Linked DNA regions of Homo sapiens: region 1 is linked to region 2. The links are chromatin contacts, found by POLR2A ChIA-PET in ENCODE. All regions are on one chromosome and are shown on one strand. The core of a region is the stretch at or near the end of the contact, and the rest is flanking DNA. Distances in the headings are between cores, read along the strand shown. Region 1 overlaps TCF4 (transcription factor 4). Region 2 overlaps LOC105372112 (a long non-coding RNA gene).

What was found. ChIA-PET counts read pairs that join two places held with the same protein, here RNA polymerase II (POLR2A).
Region 1: POLR2A ChIA-PET joins it to region 2 with 13 read pairs in WTC11. The contact joins two enhancer-like sites. POLR2A ChIA-PET finds 5 or more read pairs at or near these places in 2 of 52 experiments (Caco-2 and WTC11).

The regions. Positions count from the first base shown.
Region 1 is chr18:55,336,908-55,339,607 of GRCh38, reverse strand. The region is part of intron 8 of TCF4 (transcription factor 4); the gene reads left to right. Among named protein-coding and RNA genes, the nearest start is that of TCF4-AS1, 110 kb to the left of the region's middle. Within about 2 kb of position 1,372, at least 16 of the 41 ENCODE cell types and tissues checked have a DNase peak (open chromatin) inside an H3K27ac peak, as active enhancers do.
Region 2 is chr18:49,728,124-49,731,008 of GRCh38, reverse strand. All of the region lies in intron 3 of LOC105372112 (a long non-coding RNA gene), which reads right to left. Among named protein-coding and RNA genes, the nearest start is that of ACAA2, 84 kb to the left of the region's middle. Within about 2 kb of position 1,253, at least 7 of the 41 ENCODE cell types and tissues checked have a DNase peak (open chromatin) inside an H3K27ac peak, as active enhancers do.

The sequences.
Region 1 (2,700 bases), core at 123-2,622, 5.6 Mb before region 2:
AAAACCAGGCACTGAGTTAGATTCCTCGGGAAAAGTCCCTGTTGGCTGATGAGCCCTGAACTTCTTCCGTGTACACCCTGAACAGGGACTGATGCTTCAGTTCACAGAGATAATTTTTCTCTGGAAAGCCGATAGATCCGATTTAGCCACCCCTCATTTGTAGTCATTGCCACCTTGTGGATTACAAAGGATATTGGTTTTCATCAAACTTCCATTTCGATTTGGCTTTTTATGGCAAGTACACGTTGGCAGTGGATTGCCGTGTTCCTCACCAAAAGGATCCTGGTTTGTTCAGCAACACCTCACTTCTCCACTCACAGTTCATTTATGATTCTGATGAGAGTGTTTTTTCAGGAAACACACATTTCACTTTTTGACCTAGGAGCATCTGTTAGAATTTTTTTTTAATACTACTTTGGCATTCTGAAAGTGTTAATGTCTTTCATATCTGTTTAATGCTATTTAGGGATATTTATGATCACCTCTTGGTTACTCAGGGTAAAGTGTGTCGCAATTTTTTTTAAACAGACAGGAAAGCATTCACATGAGGAAACAGATTGCTTTAAACATGTGCTTCCTGTGACAGTAAAAAGAACAAATTAGATTTAACACTGTGTAATGAATGCATAAATGTGTACATTTAAGCTTTTAAAAGCTTTATGTTCAGTTCTGGTCACAACAAAAATTGAGTCACCTGTAAAAATTAAAGATGCCCAGGGTACTCTCAGACTTTTGAAATGCCCAGCAATTGCAGTCCTCACCTGACGATGCCTCGTTGGAATTATAAAAAGCATGATCTATTAGTGCTGGAGAGAACTAGAACATTACAAGGCACATTCAGAGGTTAAACCAGGTTACAGTCAGATTCCGTACATTTAGCAAATAAATCAGAATTTGTTGTGGGGGGGAGAATACTTCACTCTCATCTTCCTCCCTAAGAATCAATGAAAAAATCAATTTTCGGGAACCCCATATATTCCTCTGTCTTTCATGAAAGAAAAAGAAGGAAACCTGATGTTTACTTACTAGCATTTACTACAATTTAATTATATAAGAAAATGACTCTTTTTCTTATGTAATTCAGTTTGTGTTTTGTATGCTGGCAGGGAGTGAATAGAATCTGAGTTAATATTTCCAGTTAGACTAGAGTGTGGAATTGGAGGGCCTGAATCCTCTCCCCGGAAGAAGAGGCACTCATGGCCATTTCTGTCTGAGCCTGCGGATAGTGCCTCTCCGTCCCCTGTGCTTTCAAAGCTAAGGATTTGTGGCACGCTTGCCATCTCTCTGGCCAAGGAGGGCCAGGAGAGAGTCCCTCGGGGGAGGGCACATAGTTTGAGGACATCTGACTCTCTTCTATCACATACTGAGGTACTAATATCAAAACAGACTGCTTGTCGTCGCACGGTGGGGCAGTGCTTTTTTTGGCTGCCGTGGTCGAAATGAAATGGGCAAGCTGTAGTCCGCTTGGCATCAGAATGGGCTAAGGGAAGCAGGGAAATCAGAGTCAGACTGTGAATGCAAGTCACAGCCAATGGTTAACTTCCTTTTTGTGTGTCACTTGGCAGCAGCGAGACTGATGGTGATTTTTTTTTTTAACATGGGTGAGAGTTCAGTGCCCTAGGAAGAGCCGTAGATGCTGTTATTGTGCTTCCTCATACAGTTGACTTGTGTTGATTTCTTGAGGCCAGTACAGCTGTTCCAAGAGCCAGCTCCAGGAGCTTTGTGTGTATGTACATGGCCATCGGACGTCGGATGAAAAAGGTAAACAGATGAGAGGTGATCCATACAAAATCTCACTGCTGATCACTAGGCAGTCTTAGGGGAATCAGGTTCTGGCATAAGGCAATAATACCAAAGAATAATATATAGTGCACTTGAAGGGATACTCCCTTGTATACAGACACCCAAAGATATTTTTAAATTATCACCACTCCGCACCCCTCATCTCACATACAGGATTCAAATCAATTTTGGACTGTCTGGAAAATGTAGGACTAAAATAGCCAGATTGAATTCAGATAAAATTACCTTCTGCTTTTTTGGGAGGTTGTTGCTTTTTGGTTAGCCACATTATTTTCTTTGAAGATTCATTTGGAAGAGAGTTTGGTAGAATTTCTAGCCTCTCTCAAGATTTTCCTCCCATTTCTCTGTTTGCAAAGAGCTGTTCCCCAAAGGCAAAAAGAGCGAGTTGCCATCTTGAGCGAATTGTATGTTTAGTGAACACCAAATGGTCTCAGAGTTACCCTAAATTTTCATTATATCTGGTTGCTTTCAAATACTATTTATTCCCCTCAAAACTCCTAACCATTTATATAAGATATCAGTAAGATGACCAACTTCTGACAACCCAAAAGCAGGGAAGGAAGCTTAGAAATAGAATACCATTTGTCTGGTAATTAGAGTGTATCTCTTAAGAGTTCGAGAGAATTCTGATTAACCTTTCTGTTCCCACATTCTCACGTAAAATTAGCACACCTTTTAAATTATTATCTAGTATTTAAACACATATTTTTGAGTCTTCTTAATGCAACAGGTTCTGGGGACACTAAAAGTGTGTTATAGTTTTCTAAAAAACTTCATTTTTCTTACATTTTAAATGTTCTGTTTGTGCAAAATTTCGAGAATCACCATAAGGGCTTCTTTGCATTTTTAATTTAGTAACTAACATATGAATAAATTTGCATATTAATTAGTTGCAGA
Region 2 (2,885 bases), core at 4-2,503:
CCCTCTGGATTCCAGGAGTCACTGCCCATCCCAAAGGCCTCGGGCCCTGAGGAGCACAGCCTCACGCAGGAGAATTTCCAGGTGAAGGAGGCTTTATTTACACAGCACCTACACTGAGCCACTGGAAAATTGTCTGAGATTTTTTTGACTAAGGAGCAGACAGAGGGAGTGCAATAAGTTTGAGAATGTCAGGTTTGATCCAGGAAGACACCAGACCATGGGAGGCAGCAACATGCAACAAGCTATATTCGGTGGCACTTGGACAGTGTGGAAGGAGACGGTGTGTCCCTCCCGGCAAGGGGCCTTCTGCAGCTGGCAGGCAAGACCACCACCCAGAAGGGGAGTAGGGCTAGGGTTGGGGAGCTCCTGGGGAAGAAAGGGGAGTTGTCCGGGTGATGTCCCTCCACAAGGTGGGGAGTCCCTGGGTCCAAGAGCTCTGAAGGGCAGCAGCGATGTGGAGTCCTTCACAGCCACAGGGTTTGTCTTATCCATGGTCAGCAGATGTTGGAATATGCAAAATAGGTAGGCTCTAAATGGCCAGAAATACAGATGCTCCCCAACTTACGATGGGGCTGCCTCCTGACAAGCCCATCATAAGCTGAAAATGTCTAACCCCATGGAAGGTCAGAGAGCGTACCGAATGCACAGTGCTTTTACACCATTGTAGAGCTGAAACATTTTTAACTGAACCATTGTAAGTCAGGGACCATCTGTATGTTTATTTGGATGATATTCCAAGCAATTGGATATGTAAGAATTTGAGTTTAGCACTGGCTGGCTTTGGGCTAATGGTCCTAGCCTGCTGTGAATAAATGAACAAGACAGGAACATGTTAGGCCAAGCCACTGAGGCCACACTTGGCCCGTTCACATAACAGTGAGATGCAGCTGAGCGAGTATGTCTCCCAGATGTGGGTCCCCCACCAGCCAGGCATGTGTAGAACCCCCATCAGATAAATTGAAATTATCCCCAGAAAACTCAACCCTCCAGGGCCTGAGGAAGTTCCCACTGTGATTTTCTTTCAAGGAATTAAGTAAACAATAATCCTTTAAGTATGAGTGGAACTTTATCTTTTTCAAAGCCCTTTCATATTTGCTTCTTGCAACACCCTCTGACAGAATCAAAATAGGAATGCCCCACGCCCCCACCCTTCACAGATGGGGACATAGGCTCAGACATGTGAAAAGGACACTTGGGAACAGGAACAGGCACAGCCAAGACTGAAAGCTGGACTCCTAAACTTCTGACTGCTCTATTTTGCCAAACCACTAGGGAAGCAGCTGGAAATTGTGCTCATTGAGGGCGAGAGAGGACAGATCAAGACTATTTTCTGCCCTGCGTTCCTGAATTGCACAGACTGACAAAGATTTCATGATCTTGGGCCATGATCATGAGCCATTTGCTCCCTTTTTTTTCTTGAGATGGAGTTTCACTCTGTCATCCAGGCTGGAGGGCCGTGGCACGATCTCAGCTCACTGCAATCTCTGCCTCCCAGATTCAAGCCATTCTCCTGCCTCAGCCTCCCAAGTAGCTGGGATTACAGACACGCACCACCATGCCTGGCTAAGTTTTGTATTTTTAGTAGAGACGGGGCTTCGCCATGTTGGCCAGGATGGTCTTGAACTCCCGACCTCAGGTGATCTGCCCACCCTGGCCTCCCAAAGTGCTAGGAGCTAGGATTATGGGAATGAGCCACTGTACCTGGCTTTTTTTTTTTTTTTTTTTTTTTTTTTAATGAAATGGGGCAGTTCTTACGGAGTTTAAAGAGAAAGTGAGCTGGGTGTGTTGGTTCATGCCTATAATCCCAGCACTTTGGGAGGCCAAGGCAGGTGGATCACAAGCTCAGGAGATAGAGACCATCCTGGCTAACACGGTGAAACCTCATCTAAAAATTAGCCAGGTGTGGTGGCACACACCTGTAGTCCCAGCTACTCTGGAGGCTAAGGCAGGAGAATTGCTTCAACCCAGGAGGCAGAGGTTGCAGTGAGCCGAGATCAAGCCACTGCACTCCAGCCTGGGTGACAAAGCAAGACTCCATCTCAAAAAAAAAAGAAGAAAAAGAAAAAAAGAGAGAAAGTAGTATCAATGTCTTTGCTTTGCCTCACCCACTGTCTCAGCTAGATGTGTCCCTGAGTAATTTAGGCGTCTCACAGATAGGGGAATGGAGGCCCATGAGAGGAAGTCTCATCCAAGGCCCAGAGCAACTGCAGTGCCTTTTCCCCATCGGGCTTGCTCCAGCCTTTGGGCCCTAGGGGGCGCCAGAAAGCCTCACCTTTCCCAGAATCTATGCTGAGAGGAGAATGTTGCCACCAAAGGCCCAGTGGAGGCCATTTGGCCTCCCCCTCTTCATGACATTGTTCACCCAAGTCTCTGCAGCACCCCAATCCTGGGACCCTCAATATCAGAACTCAGTGCTCTAGGGGCCCAAGAGCGGCCTGGCTTCCCTGCCCCACAGGAGTTTAAGGCCCATGGGCTTCTTTTCCCAGGAATTCCTTCATTGCTCCAAAGCCCTTCACCTTTACCAGGAAATAACTCTCCAGGGTGGCCCCAGACACTGCCACTGGGATGCCCCAAACTCTCTTCTGGAAGCCACTCCTCGCACTACCGAGGCCCAAGGGTATTCACCCTGGCCCCGACTTGCTGCTGTCATGTGGCCAGCCATTTCCAGAAATGTTCTGGTTTGAGGACCGAAAGGCCCACGTCCCGGGAAACCCCTCAGTCCTGTGTAAACTGGGACATTGGTCACTGTATTGTCATCTCCCTCATGGTAGGTCGGCTCCAGCCCAGGGCTCAGCCCAGTTCTTGGATCCCAAGCACGGATTTTGATTATTACTCCAAACCATGGGCCAAGTAAGAGGTTCTTTCTGCTGATCTGTAAGGGTCGG